Regions from separate parts of the Mus musculus genome. Here region 1 is linked to region 2. The links are chromatin loops, found by intact Hi-C in ENCODE. Cell type or tissue: heart. All regions are shown on one strand.

Evidence for each region. Hi-C counts contacts between places; a loop is a spot of excess contacts. Peaks named below come from ENCODE experiments on the same cell type or tissue, not always from the same donor. Only the 100,000 strongest peaks of a DNase experiment are listed, where the experiment ranks them.
Region 1: it touches region 2 in a loop (2.2-fold over the local background); 6 of 42 quality-filtered maps call a loop at or near these places.

What each region holds. Positions count from the first base shown.
Region 1 is chr10:19,587,125-19,595,124 of GRCm38, forward strand. Ifngr1 (interferon gamma receptor 1) reads left to right here and starts at 4,825. Exons shown (of 7, transcript NM_010511.3): 1 at 4,825-5,073. The coding sequence starts at 4,962. In heart, no CTCF peak of the experiment used is centred here; DNase peaks (open chromatin) are centred at 4,747, 7,327 and 7,537; H3K4me3 peaks cover 2,028 bases; H3K27ac peaks cover 1,628 bases.
Region 2 is chr10:19,904,120-19,912,119 of GRCm38, forward strand. It overlaps Pex7 (peroxisomal biogenesis factor 7), which reads right to left and starts at 3,555. Exons shown (of 10, transcript NM_008822.2): 1 at 3,340-3,555; 2 at 1,726-1,783; 3 at 444-594. The coding sequence starts at 3,454. In heart, a CTCF peak has its summit at 7,646 (motif pointing right); DNase peaks (open chromatin) are centred at 3,292 and 3,552; H3K4me3 peaks cover 1,205 bases; H3K27ac peaks cover 956 bases; H3K27me3 peaks cover 569 bases.

The DNA of each region.
Region 1 (8,000 bases), 320 kb before region 2:
CTCACACTGAACCTTGAGCTCATGGGTTTGGCTAAACGGACTAGCCAAAGAGCTTCAAAGATCTGCCTTTCTCCTTCCCCAGCCCACCCCAGCGCTGGTGCTCAAGAGTTGCCTTGCTGCACCTGGCTTTTTATGTGAATTCTGCAGATCTGAATCCAGCCTTCATGTTTGTGAAGCTGGAACTAGGTCCCCAGTTGCATGAACTTCCATTCTTAGCTGTTGATTTTTTTTTCTTCTCAAACCTGTGAGATTTCGTTGTGTTGGGATTTCATCTTTCTACTGCCTCGTAGACATCACTGTCTGCACATTCAAAGCAGGAAGTTAGAAAAGGGTGCAGACAGGCACGCTTTCTTGTTGCATCTGCTCTTTTAGACAGCTCTCTAGCTGTGCACATGCAAATTTTGGCCAAAACAAGGTCATATTACTATGCTTAGTTACACCTAAGGTTGGAAAAGCAGTATTGAGTTTTTACAGATGCAATAGCAAGAAATCTGTGAGATAGGAGATTGGGAAGAAACTCTTTAAAGTGAATTAATGGGGGCATGCCTCACATATGCCAGGAGGCACTCAGCAACTCTCCCCGTAGTCCTCTAAAAGAAATTGTAGGTTAGGTGTCTAGTCTCCAAGAAACCCAGGACAAGCCACACACAGTACCCAGTACTTCTAACCCCACCCCTGACCTAAACCTCTCTAGCCCAAACGCTGGACTTCACTTCCCTCTCCCCAGCTTCTCTTTTCTATATAAAACAGCCATGTTGGCCATGTGCTCTCTTGGTCTTCTCTTGGCTCTTCTCTCTCGCTTGGCCTCTTGGCTCCTGGCTAGCTTCCCTCTTGGCCTTTTGGATTCTTGATCTCTTGTTCTGGGTCTCCTCTCTTCATCTGCTTGCCCTCTCCTCTCCCTCTTCTCCTCTGCTCTCACTTTGCCCGTCTCTTCTCTCATGGCCTGATTCAGTCTAGACCCTGCCAGGTGCCTCTTGCTGATCTCTTCCTCATGTCTACACTAAAACCCTTCTCCTGTTATACACAGGAGCCATCATGTCCTGGTTTTTCATTCAGTGTGGCTTTCCTGTCTCACAGATAACTGACTGTGAGGTGGGGGCTAATGTGACACAATCACACATCAGCATGGCAGATGAGAGGGGTATGCAAGGCAAAAACAAATAATGCGTTTCTTAGTGTCAGTCTGATATGTAAACACTCGGAATCCCCTTCGATGACCTGGTTATATTATAGCCAACCATAAATTAAATTTTATATTCTTTCACCTATATCTCTCTATAAGCTTGGGTTTTTTTCTTCTTTTGTTTATTTGCTAAAGACTAATGGGTTGCTAGACACTTGTCTATGGGGTAGGAGATGTGCCAGTGAGGGAAACAGTTGTTCTTCCAGGAGTAAAATTAGACAACTGAAAGAATGTGTGTGTTACACATTTATTCACATATGAACTTCTTAAATCTCATATTAAGTCCCCTTTTGTGCTCCTACAACCCTGCTGCATTCTTTGGTAATTACAATCACAATTTCAATAATTATCTGTGGAGATCATGTCCCCTTATAAATATACATTTTGCAAAAAAACATAATGTATATATAAAACATGTGCCTTGAGTATATATAATTTATAGTGAGCTCTCTAGATAAACACTATGGCAAAGAAAAAAGTTAGATATGGGTCTGTGTGGAGACAGAGGCCTGGAGAGTCATGTGGGGTAAAGGGTATTGTCTATAATCTATAGATTGATGGGGAGAATACAGAACTCTGTGCTGTAGCTACAGACGCTCAAGCGTCTGCTTTACAGGGGAAGGAAATGCCTAAATACAGTGTGTGCTACTCATTGTTGTAGCTCGGCCATGCTCGCTCGCTCACTCGCTCTTTCTTCCTTCCTTTCTTTCTTTCTTTCTTTCTTTCTTTCTTTCTTTCTTTCTTTCTTCTTTCTTTCTTTCTTATTTTTTTTCATGCTCTGTTTCTAAGCTTGTAATTTTTTTTATTTAGCCGTATTGATTTCCTCTAAGCCATGTTGAGTGTGGCCTTCAGACTGTATCTCTAATCCTGAGCAGCAACTCCACATATATTTTAGCTTTATATTTTCCACCCTCATCCCAGATTTTTTTTTCTTTAATTTAAAATCCATCCTGAGAGTACAGTGGGCACAAGCACATACTTGGAGAATCTCCACTGGTCTGGCTTTAGAAGACAAAGCACTGATCATTCATTCTCTTCTGTATTGGCTTTACAAAATTTCTATCATTGGATTTTTAAAATATATAGATTTTATTTATTTTCCTTCTAATTTTATTAGCCTATAGAACCTATTCCTTCCCCCTTAATCTCCTAATTAGTCTGATTAGCAGGCTACAATATTGTAGATCTCTTGGACTGCAGATATAGCCTGGTTGGTAAAGTACTTAGGAAGCATGCGCACAGCTCTGGGATTGCTCCCCAACACTGAGGAACCTGGTGCCGCAAGCATGCCTGTAATCTTAGCATTTGGGGGTGGAGACAAGACTAGCCAAAGCTCAAGGTCATCCCTGGCTATATAGTGAGTGTGAAGCCAGACAGACTGGCATACAAGAGCTCCTAACTCAACAAATAAAACCACCGAACGAACGCCGTTTATTCCTCCATTAAAATCTAGACTAAGCCAATCCTGCCCCACCCCCCACACGCACACGCATGCACGCACGCACGTCTGATACTGTAATCTCATTGTTCATCTTGAGAACTGGCACAACATCGATACTGCCCTTACAGTGCCTCTTCCTCAGTGGATACAAGGTCCATGGGGGCAGGTGCTGTGTCTGCCTCCCTCGGGGCAATATTTTACTGCATAGCTATATCTTGGGTATCCACAGAAGCACTCGGAAACACTTAACTCCCAAGCATCCTCTGCCTCCAGAGGACTATGGCAGTGCCTTGGAAGGAAGGATGCTCTGCAGGTGATATCTGAAGCTTTGTCCAGATCCTTCCTCAGAAATGGAAGGTTCAGTGCCATTCCCTCCCAGCCAGCAGGAGCGCAGCTAGTAATCAGCCTCAGCTGCCAGTCTTCTAGTGGGAGATGCTAAAGGCATGGAAGCCACAAATCATGTCCTGTTCTGGCTTGTATTCAGTGCTGGGAAGTTGCCGCTTCACTTCCTATACCCATGGAGGACACTCTACAAAGCCATCCCCACTTTGGAGCAATGTGTGAGGTTGACATGTCTTCACAATCAGATCTAGCTACCTCTCTTTTATCCCAGAGGTTTATCCCAGAGGTTTATCCCAGCAGCACTTCTCAAGGACTGTTTCCATCACTTCATAATCTGCTTCCTGGTAAGCCAGCCTGGGGCACATGGAGTCTCAACTACAACAAAATCTGCAAGCCGCATGGTGCGGTCTCTCCTACTCTATATTCCTAAACAGCAAAGTACAGTAATTTATCCTTGTGCCATACAATGACCAGAAATGCCTTTCTTGAGGTGCATATCAGATGCACACCCAAACTCTTATTCCAAGTACTCACATCTGTAGCACCAAGGGTGAGACATTTGCTGTGTACCTTTTTCAGAAATGCAGAAAACTGAAGTCTAACCTGAATCATATGTACTGAATCTGAACCTGCACAAGGTCACCAAGATTTATCCTGACGTCAAAGTCTGAGAAATGCTGGGCTATTAGCATAATTAATTCGTTAATTAATCAAGACAAATAACAAGCCTTAGCTGGTAACTCCAAGTCTGCAGAATGTCTTCATAACATTTTGCTTGGAAGACTCAGAGAATGTCATGCCAGTATCTCTCTCTACGGTATAGAGCTTGCATTCTAGGAAGCAGAGAAAATCAAATCAATATGCATATTGTAGGAGGGGGTGCAAATGTGTTATTAAAAATAAAGTGGAGTAAAGAGAAGGGGAGAGTGGGTTGCATTCAAATTCCTTGCAGACATGGTGATAAAAGAGAGCTGAGGCGAGTGAGGCAGCACAAGAGTGTTGTCTATAGTAAGTGCAAGGTCACTAAAGTGAATTTAGGGGAATGAGAGAGATTTAAACTAACCGGTGCGGTCAGAGAGGCAAGAGGGACGATCTCTTGATGAAAGACTACTTAGTGATCCGCCCTTTGACATTTCATCATTAAAATGGGCATGTGCTTTTTGTGGTGGTAGTTTGTTTTTGCTAAGAATAAAGTGCTAGCCAAGCACATTGGATTTGCGTTGTGGGAGTCTGAACAAACTGTCTTGAAAACCAGAAGTTTAAGTTCCGCGGACAAAACTGGTGGGAACTGGAGAAGGATTTTTGTAACTTCTCTAACACCTCAGGCTCCAACACGCCTCATGCTGAGGGATGAGATAAGCATGGTGTCTGGTTGTGGACTGAGGCAAAAATCTCCAACCCCAGGTTACTACATAACCAGAATGAGGAACTGAGGAAGGTAGTGTCAGGCTGAAGAAGGTAAGGTTCCGGTCAGAGTTTCAAACGTATCCACAGTCCAGGTCCTGAATACAGAGAAGAGCCCACAGTTTCAAACCTCAGGCTAGTCCACCCCTTCTCCAACTTAGTGAAACTTCTCCGCCCACGCAGCGCACTGCCTGGCTCCCCAGTCCAGACCTCGCCTATAACCATGTCCTAGTCCACTTTAGACCCGCCAAGACACGCCTCCTTGTATAGACCCCGCCTCACATCCCACCTCTACTCCCAACCTCCAATCAACTCTAAGAGATTGCGTATTGGTCCCGCCTCTCTGGCTAGACCCCCGCCCTGAGTCCGCCCCTGAAGAGCTGCCTTTTAACCCTTTGCCCCGTGAGGCTCCGCCTCCCACTTAAGCCACGCCCCTCAGTCCCAGGCTGGTCTCTCAAGCTTTGGTTTTGGCCCCACCCAGCTCCCCGGCAGGCCGCTTGCGGACTTGGCGACTAGTCTGCGGCGGACGTGACGCCAAGGCCAGGCCACGGGCAGCGCGGGTCCCCTGTCAGAGGTGTCCCTCGCGCAGGAATGGGCCCGCAGGCGGCAGCTGGCAGGATGATTCTGCTGGTGGTCCTGATGCTGTCTGCGAAGGTCGGGAGTGGAGCTTTGACGAGCACTGAGGATCCTGAGCCTCCCTCGGGTAATCTCTCCGAGCCGCTGCGGGCTGGGGCGGGAGGCCAGGCCGGAGGCGCCGGGCTGGGAAGTCCCTGCGTTCCTGCTGCGCCGCCCTGGGCAAGGCAGCCCCAAGGGGCCCCGGGGGCTCCGCGGTTTACACGCCGCTTTCGCCTCTTCTTTGCCGACACAACACAAATCTGTGGTCTGTTTTACAGTTAGTTTCCACGGCAGCGTTTGGCATTGTGTGTATGACTTACAGACTTTATTTTCAATCTGTAGTCGGAATCCTCTGAAGGAAAAGGGGTGCCAACGGATACTAAGAGATTCTGATTTGTTTGTTAGTCTGGCGTTTAAGTGTTGAGATGCAAGGGTTCTTCTCGTAGCTTAAATCCTCAGAGCCTTTGATTTCAAATGATTATATATTCCCAGGACATATATGCTGGGAATAGTTCCTCTTTATGATTAGAGCTCTAGAGACAGCAATAAAACTTTTCATGCCCTTCCAGTCCCTAATCGTAAGTATCTGAGAAGTTCCCAATCTCCAGCTGCTGGAAGGCATGGGGAGACCTCTTTAACTCTCAGGCGAGTTCCAGCTCTGAACCCCTCCTATGGTTTCCAGGAGCTTCAGTTAGGCGTGCAGATTCCAATCCTGCCTTGACCTGATTTTCACAGTAGCTAGGATGTAACCACCTAGATGTCAGATGAAGGAAATGAGGTGCATGTTCAAACTGAAGTTCCACTGAGCTATAGAGAAAAATGAAATCATAATTGCAGAACAGTGGAATCAGAAAAAGTGTTAGTTGTGTTACACAGCCAGATTAAAAAAGACAATTACCATGTTTTCTTATGATAAATCAACCCCAGAGAAGTGTGTGTAGGAAATCATGAGAGGGGAGGAAGAGATCTTGAGGAAGAAGAGTTTAAAACAAGCAAAAGCAGGGTAATAAAACTCATGGGACATTAATGTAGAAGAGAGGACTCTTGGGGGAGGCAGGTGACCAGAAACAGAGAGCCAGGAGCAACTAAGGAATGAATCAGAAGCAATAATGGTATGTATGCAATATGTATGAAAATGTCTTATTAAAATCTTGTGCTTTCATAATTTAAAATTTTAAATTAAATATAGGATGCATGTATGGAAAAAAATTAAGCAAACAAATCCTTAGACATCCCTTAGGATAGACATGGTACCAAGGGCTAGGTAGATGAATTATAGTTATGACTTACTGAATGCTGGGCACTGTCTATTTTCACATAACAGATCTATTTCTACAGTCACCTCTACTAAAAGTGCCACCGGTATCTGCATCCATGGTGAGGCACACGGGGCTGCCCAAGTGGTAGGAGCCACTTACTAGGTGGTAGAGTACAAATTCTTAACCATCCCACTGCCAGCAATTACCAGGGGGAGTCGCCTGTCCCTGTTGTCCATTGAAGTACACTGTGATCAGAGATTGAATTTACTTTCAGGCTGCTGGAAATCAAGACTGGGTACCTAACCTCATTCAGGGGACTCTGGGAAGACTTTTTCAGAGAGATGTAGCTTAGAACCAGAGGCTTAGAGAGAATGTGCTTGCAGGGATATGAAGTGGTATGTTCAACTAGTGGGAGAGTTTTAACAGACTGTGTGGCAGGAGAGAAATAGGAAACCACTGGAATTCTTGTTGTGTATTAATATCAAGGAATGGAAATGGGGCTTTAATTGGCTTAACCCAAAACAGAAGGTTATTGGTTCAGAGAATGAGATACCAGCTTGGCTTCGGGAAGTTGGAACACAAGAAAGCTACCACTGATGAGCAGTGGTTGTGCACACCTTTAATACCAGCACTTAGGAGGCAGGGGTGGTGGATCTCTGAGTTCGAGGCCAGCCTGGCCTACAGAGTGAGTCCCAGGACAGCCAGGGCTTCACAGGGAAACCCCATCTCAAACAAACAAACAAAACTGAAGAAGAAAGGAGGAGGAAGGAGGAAGAGGAAGAGGAGGAGAGAAGGAAGAGGAGGAGGAAGAGGAGGCAGCAGCTACCATGTACCATTTTTTATTTCTAGTTGTCCTGGTTATTGACAGATTCCCTATTTGGCAGGAATGGTGTGTGCTGGTAGCCTTTGGGTTTTAAAATCTTGCAACTTCTTCTGTCACAACAAAAACCCCAGAGGAAGGCTCATTTCCCTAGCTTGGTTGGGTGCCAACCAAGTGGGAAGGACATTGTTGAAAGGTGTGGTGTGGAGGAATTCTCAGAAGGAGAAGCACACTGTTCCTGAACAAAGTTCAGGGCCCAAGCCAGGAATCTAATGTGCCCAGCATGGTTGGTGTCGCTGAGTGGTGTGCAAGGTTAGAGAATGCTAGTTAGAAGTGCCAGGCATCATCATATTGAGTAGTTTAAGGGAGAGAGTCCATTAGGGAGCTCAAGTGTCAGGAGATGCCATGAGGAGTGGCTGTGTAATGGAGGAGAGGGGAAAGCTTGCAGGAATATTGAGGAGGTGGGGTCAGTTGGACTCTGACTGGGTGTGGGTGGAGAGAGGAACACAGCTGCCTGGCCCAGGGCAGAGCCTTAAACCTAGTGCCAGGTACTTCCCTCTACTTTAGATCCTCCTCTGTGTGACCTCATAGTTTGCACCCGCTATGGTAACACCTATGCCCTTCTGTGTTGTACCCCAGCACTTTATAATGCATTTCCTTAGATTTTTGTCGTGTTCCCTCTGCTGTTTTTATTTGTTTGTGTATTCTGTCTTGAAGTGGAATCTCATATGTAGCCCAAACTTGCTTCAAGCTGAGCTCCCTGGTGCAGCTCCCTGAGTGCTGGGATTATTATAGCCCCAGGCCAGAACACCAATTCCTTTTGCTTAAAGTGAAGATTAAAGTGTAAACTTCTGATTCACAGTCTCTACAGATTTTGAAAGATGACATTTTGATTCTAAAACAAACAACATCAACAAAACCTCTTAGAGATTGAAA
Region 2 (8,000 bases):
CACACATACAAATTTACAAACACTAAATCTTTATTTTCTTTTAGTGAACTCAGCCTCCTAGTTGGTACTTGATGCCGCTGTTGGAATACATTGAGTCTTACTGAAGCCTGCAGACAATCGTGAGAGAGCCTGCGAACAGCCCGCCCACCCTCTCCTGAGGCACTGCGTGTAGGCGTGTTCATAGGGCATAAGGAAGGCTGAGGCCCTCTGGAGGGAAGGATGCCACCGTGCCTGCTAGAGGCACTGCTGTTGCCTAATGAGAAGCCTGACCTTTTCTTGTCTTGTCTTAGGCTAAGAAGTACTTTATGTTTGAATAACAGAATAATAAGTGACATCTACTATGAATAAGAAACATTAAAGCTTAACCTTGTCCCCTGAAAGCATTTCCCTGTGTTCATCCCAAAGAGATTTCAAACAAACAATAAGGGAAGCCATCATCATACCTCCTGCGTGTGCTCTTTATAGACTTGGAGAGGGCCTGTGGCTTTGGCAGTGTCCCAGAGCTGCAGTGAGCCATCACCACTACAGGTGACAAGGACATGCTCATTGTTTTCACTCCAGGTAACGTCAAACAAGCCGTCATTCCAGTCAAAGCTACGCCAGAAAAGAAAATACATGCACTGCAGATCACAAAATGATTAACATCTTAATTTTATAGTTACTGTTTTTTTCCTTGTTTTTCACATATTGTAACACACATTACCTCAGATGATCTTGAAAACTACAAGAGATAAATAGAGCAGGTACTCCACAGTGGCCTGGAAGCACAGCCCAGGAAGGGCAGGTAGATAGCTCCAAAGTTAAACTGAAAGGAGGTTTCCAAACACTCATATGAGGTATCCACCAAAGACATGCTGACATCACCTGCTTTTATTGTAGTGCACCTGTGACTCACAGCATGCACTTGTGAGACTTTCAAAATACGGAGACCAATCATTTCAAATACTCCCACAAATCTTTCTTCATCTGAGCTACGAGCAGGTAGTGGCTTTCTACAGAATCTCTTTCCTCTGCCTTTGACTAATCCTGATAGAAGTAGCGTGTGTCCATCACTCAACCTGGAAGACAGGTCCAGAGAGAAACACTGGGCAGTCCACAGGATGAGCGCTAGCTCTTGCTTAAGGAAACTAAATTACTAAGACGCTCACTGTTTTACGTTTTAAATGTATAATTTATAAGCAGACACTAGTAAGCTTGAGAACATGGCATAATCATAGTTAGCAAAAATAATTTCTATATGATGCCAATGTAAAAGTTTATTTTACATCATAAATTAAAAACCTATTAGTTCCAAATATTCAAAATGCAACTGCATTAAGACTTTGACAGAGGTTGACTGTATATGTACACTTAATAATTAGAGCCATTATAATGGTTTGAGGAGAATGGCCACCACAGGCTCTTAGGTTTGAATACTCAGTCCCTAGGTGATACAAGTATTTGGGAAGGATTTAGGAGATGTGGTATTGCTGGAAGAAGTGTGCCACTGGGGCCAGGCTCTGGGACTTCAAAAGACTTGCCCCATTCCCAGAGTGGATCTCTCTGCCTCCCATCTGTGGCTCAAGATGTGAGCTCTCAGCTGTTCCTGTAGCCATGACTTTGCTCCACCATTATAGACTCTGACCCTGACCCACTAAGATTATAAGCCTAAAGTAACTACTTTCTTTTGTAAGTTGCCTTAATCTTGATGCCTTATCACAGCACCAGAAATGTCAATCACTTTACCTTCTAAAAATCTGAAGTCCAGATTCATTTTGATCCAATACTAATAGAGTTCCACAGCCTAGAAGAAATACAAAACAAAACAAAGCCCTAAGTCATGTTGTTTAACCTCCTGGGAGTCATCTATGATGAAATCTTAAACATTGTGGACCAGCTTTAACTACCACAAATTTCCCATAAAATAACTGCAACCGTATATACAGAACAATTAAAAGTTACATAGTATGCTTCAGTCCTTAAATATCCAACTTACCATCTGGCCAGACTGGAATCGGAACACCAGTCTGGGGAAACGCATCAGAGTGCCAACTCACACCGGGCCTGGTGCTAGGCACGCAAACCTTTCAAGCTGGAGCTAATAACAGAAGACAAGGAAGGCTTGTGCTTACAAACCCCCAAGACTGTGGTTCTCCCCTGCTGATACACGCAGAACACACCAATCACAGCATTTTAAGACAGTATATGTGGAAATACCATATACTCGTTGGTCAGGTGTTGAAAACAACATTAACTTCAGTTATGTGCCAACAATCAATAATTTTTGCTGAAAGACTAATGTCTCTTTCTCTCCCCCATCTCACACTCCATTAACATCTGTTCAAAGGGAATCTGCACTTGAACTTTACAAGGTAAGATGACTAATTACTATGCTCACATGCACATTCAACTGTTCAAACTAGAGTCTTCACAGAATTTCGCTTTGAGTTTTTGTGATCAGTGAGGTGGGTAAAGTGTTAAAGATCTTCCACTTAAACGTAACTGATGAAGAAGAAAAAAAAAAGTCAACTGTCAGGTCAGAGACCCGACCCCTTCCATGTGCAGAGCCAGCTTCTAATCCCAGTACCCACTTGGCAGCTGACAACCATCAGTAATGGATCCAACACCCTCTTTGAATCTTCTCTTCTGACCTTAGCTGGCACCAGGCATGGTTCACAGACATACATACAAGCAAAAAACTCAGACACACACACAAAAAATCTCTAGAAAACAATTCCTAATTATACCAATTTCTTGTAAGAAACCTTTATAAAAGTCTAAAGTTTGATGGCCAAGAACTGTGAACCCAACCGTGAAAGCACTAAGCACTAATGGACAAACTATACGGAAACAAGTTTATTTACCACTACTTTTCAGAAATCGTATTTTTTTCCTGCAGTAAACAAGTATTACAGATCACTGACATTATGCAATGGTTTGCCATACACTGCTCCTGTGCATAAACAGCAGATGGGGTATAAGTTAAAATAAATGGCTTGAGCACTTAGACATCTCTGCACATTTATCCACTTCCCCTAGAACAACTAAAAGCGAGCACAGAATTTTCTAGTTTTTTTTTTTTTCTTTTTCAAGAAAGGGCCAGCGTCTCCCTAAGTCTCTGTTGAGGATGGCTTTGAACTGGTGGCTCTGTTGACTCCACCTTGCAAGTACTGACAAGTGCATCCTTCTTACAGAAGGGAAAGGACTAGCTGTAGACTTCCCCTGGGCTCCAATGCCAACTCCGCAGAAAGGGGGACCTAGGAGGGAGGGCCGAGCTCTGTCGCCCCCTGGCGGTGGCGGCGGCACCGCGCGCTCAGCGGCGCGTCCTACGCCCGCCCCGGAGGCGCGGCCCGCGCTCACCCGCGATGCCGTAGTGCTGCGCCGCGGCACAGGCCAGGCGGCCCGGCAGGTACGGAGAGAACTCGGCCGCATAGCCGTGGCGGCCGGGCACCCGCAGCGTCCGCGCCGCGCTCATTCCGCTCGCCCGCCGTCACTCGGCCTCCCGGCCCGAGCGCGGAAACAGTCTCGAGGTAGAAGTGCCCCACTGCGGCTCACTGAAAGTCCAGGAAGGCCGGGCGGAAGTGACGACGCCGACGCCCGGAATCCTAGATTTTGATTGGGCTACATAGAAAAGGGAACTGACGCCGCGAGGACCATTTTTCTTTTGGGCAAAAATCCAATGATTTGCTCTAACTAAAATCAACTGGTCTTTCAGAGATTATTCTAGACCTAAAAGAGAAGATACTCGCTAGGAGTCACTTCAGACAGTTGTTCACGTTTAATTGCAACCTCCATGTTTTTTTTTTAAATAAAAACCTTGTGTTTTTATTAATTGCTTGAACTTTAAAACTTTGCTATTCTGACATTTTCCTGATGGTTACGAAATAAAAGCCACAACAAACTCGGAAAGCAGTTAGTGAGTCCAAGGGCAACGAATGGAGTACTAGGTTGCCCAAGGTAATTTGAATCCAGACAACAATGAAGTTAAAGGATAGGACTATTATCATGTGCAATTTGCGGTCTATAGGTTTTATGTAGTTAGTTGCACTATGCAGATATATTCCAGTAATTAAGGAAGACTTGGGCTCATTAATTTCTTCATTCAAATGTTTGCCAAGCATATGCAATGTGGTAGATGAATGTGCAGTTTGCCAAACCAAACACTGAAGAGTGAAAGAGACTTGTTAATCATTAAACCAGTCAACCTGCACAGACCAAGTCATGTACCAAGCTTGGTGCTAGACTTTTGCATTCAAAAGACCCACTGGGATACGTGGTTGAGCTCAAGAGATTACAAGACTTGAAAGCTGTCAAGTGTAATCAAAATGCTATTGATGCTGTGATGAATATACACAGATGTTTTTAGGGTAGGGTGTCAGGGAACATTTTAGAAAGGAGATAATCTAGGGTGAATTCATACAAATGACTTTCTCTAACTAAAAAGTTGGAAGCCATTGTGGGATCAGGAGAAGGGTGAAGAACCCAGGAAACCTAAAACCGCAAGGGATGGTAGCTGCCAGGACTCAGTCTAGCCTGATAGAGAAAGAGCACTTTGGGTAGATTCCACCTGGTGAGAGAAAATCAAATGCTCCAACATGAACTCTTGTATTGTACCCCATGCCCAAGGAACTGTGCTGCAGCTTAAATAATAGAGATCTGTGCAAGTTTTCAGATATGGATCATTTAGTGAGTTATCATTCCCAAGCAACAGTAACTGGAGGCTAGAGATTGGCAATGGAGTACAGTTAGAGACTTTAGCAACAACTCAAGCAGAAGATGCTATAGTTGGGTAATAGTGTTTTGTTGAGAATTATGGAAAGGTGTGGAGAGGGTACGCTTAAGGGTCAAATGAAGACAAAAAGCTTAAATGGTTTCCAACTCTTAGTATAGTACTTATCTAGACACAGGAATTGTTTATTGAAATAAGGACAATGGAGCATTAATAAACTCCAGTTCTGCATGTTGACTGTGTACTGTGTGCAGTACTTGAATACAGCACAATGGAGTCCAGCCAAGCCTTCTTACTTGCATGTAGATAATATTTAAACCACGGAAATTATTTTTATTTAGCAAGAGAATGGAATGAGAGAAGACAGATAAAGGCAGATTTGGGGCAAACAGCCACATGGAAAGCTGGCAGTGGAGAAGCTATGGAAGGGAGAGAGATCCACAAGATGGGGACTGTAGACTCATTTATTACTTGGGGCTGGAGAGATGGCTCAGTGGGTAAGAGCAATGACTGTTCTTCCAGAGGCCCTGAGTTCAATTCCCAGCAACCACATGGTGGCTCACAACCATCTGTAATGAGGACTGATGCACTCTTCTGGTGTGTCTGAACACAGGGACAGTGTACTCACATATGTTCACATCACATAAAATAAATGTCTCTTAAAAAAATACTGCTCAAGCCAGGCATGGTAAATGAATGCCTTTAAACCCAGAATTTCGGAGACAGAGGCAGGTAGATCTCTGAGTTTGAAGCCAGCCTAGTCTACAGAGTGGCTGTCCTGGGGACAACCAGGGCTACAGAGAGAAACCCTGTCTCCAAAAACAAAACAACAAACAAACAAGAAGTATTTTTCAAGCTTGGAAGATTTGCACACTATTTTCAGATGTAGATTTAAATGCTTAGAAATTAGATTTGCATCAGGCAATGACACAACAGAGTTCTTATGGCTATGTAAGTATCTGTTTAGGGGCCTGGTATCTCTGTCCATAGCAGTACTAAATGCAGACTGGACAAAATATGGAAATTATTCCAATAACAGCAGATAACCTATGCAAATATTCTACCATTCAACTAGCTATAGCCCTGTGAAACTTTACAAGGGTGGAAGACAGGAGGATCACTGGTATTTAACTGGTCACCAGTCTAGCTCTGGGTAGCAGGGGAATAAGGTGGAGAGTGATAGAGAAGGGACATCTGATAGTCTTCTCTGGCCTCAGTGTGTACACCAAGATGGCTACCTGCACACAAATGCACATAAAGCACACACACACACACACACACACACACACACACACACACGCTACTCTGAGTGATTCTCATACGCTAACTACAGTACAAAGAATAAAAGCACATTTAGAGTAAAGTGTTCAGCTTTGTCAGGAACTTAGAAAATGGAAGCAGACACTGGACCTGTTAAAGGGATGGTATGCCCCAAAGCAATCCAGGATTCTGTGTCGGGAAGGCAGAGGGAGCATGCCCTCACACACACTAGGCAAACACACTACCAAGAGCTACAACCCAAGTCTCAGACTGAGTTTGCTAAGATAGTACATGCAGGGTATCACTTGGGCAATGGAAGGCCTGGGAATGATATGATATCTTCCTTCTGGAACCAGAAGATACCACCAGACCTGAATTCCTCACATGGCTCATTTTTAGTTATTGCCAGCTTTACTGCTTTAAGTTGAAATTTGAATTCCAGTGATATTTCATTTGTATTAGGCAATGAGTATGCTACATGTAATACTTGAGTTACCTTGGAAGTTTACAAGCATGGGAGGTATCTGCATGCCTGTTTGTTCCAGGAGCTTTACACTCAGGTAAACCTGAGGTCCAGTGCATGTGGTATCATTTCAATTACACTACCTGTGTGCTGTTATCAAGGGTGACACAAGATGGCTTACAAAATCCTGAATCGGTGTCAACATGAAGACCTCTGTTGCTCATGTTTGCAGACACTCGAAAGTTCAATTCCAAATTAAACTACTATTCTGATTAGATAAAGAGCAATTTGAGCTCATGAGTAAAAGAGCAACTGGCCCCTACTTTTCAAAAACAGAACAATTTTGTTTTGTTTTATTCTCTCTGCATATCCCTGGCTGTCCTGGAATGCTCTCTGTAGATCAGGTTGGCCTCAAACTCACAGAGAACCACCTGCCTCTGCCTCCAGAGTGCTGGGATTAAAAGCATGCATGGACATTGCTCAGCCGAGAACAATTTTTTTTTTAAAGAAAGTATGATGCATTAAAAAGTAACTCTGTTGGCAATGTTAAGTTAACTGAAAAGTTAGAGTCATGCAGACATATACTGTATGCCAACTTCTCTCGAGACTGGTATTCCTCTCTGTTAGCTTTCAGAGAAAAAACATTCAAGAACCTTAAAAATGAAATTAATTTCCTTTCTCCATCTCCCTAAGACAATTTGCCCCCAGATTTCGTCTGACCGGCTTCACTGTTGCTGGTTTGCTTTGAAGCTGACCCCAACCCAGGAATGGTCTTACCTTCCTGTCTCACAAGGAAACTCTGTCCTCTTAAGCTTCTCCATGAATCTGAACGCTTCCAGAAATTCCAACCAACTATAAAATCGAATTTCTGATTTTTTAAAAAGAATTCATCATAAGTCTATGAGAATTAAAATTGCTTTTCTTATTTTTCCTTTTTTTCAAGCCATAGATCGTCTCCTCTTTGTAGCAAATTTGATGAATAAAAATGTTTGTAAGATGACCAATATTAAGACAGCTTTATAGTGGAGAAAGCATGGCTGAGTAGCAGAAGACTCTGTGTTTTGAAAAAAGGCACTTGGACATTTGGGGTTGTGTTCTATTAAATGAGCATAGTGGGTCTAATCTTTTTTAAAAAATCTTTTTATTATAACTTTAAGGCTTCTTATAAGGAAAATCCACCATACTTGGAAGATATTTCTATTCAAACTAAGTCCAGCAGAGGGTAGCCAAGCTTTAGCCTGTGTTTCCGTCATGGCAGGGTAACATTTCCTGTCAGTGGAGGACCTGTCAGGGAATCTTAGTTAACAAAGCAAATGGTTGAAAAGTGTGCTCCCTGAGAGCTATAAAGCAATGTCCCCCAAAGTTAAAACTATCTTGACCTAAATTCATTTTCTTTTTAAAAATAGTATTTTTTAGATATTCATCCAAATATCAAGGATATATATTTTTATATAAATTTTTAAGAAAAAAATGCACATACATGGTAAATAAATATCTGGACAGTAAATAATGAGAAGTCTTTTCATGCCAGATCCTTTAAATTTGGGTTCTAATTTTCAAAAAAAAAAA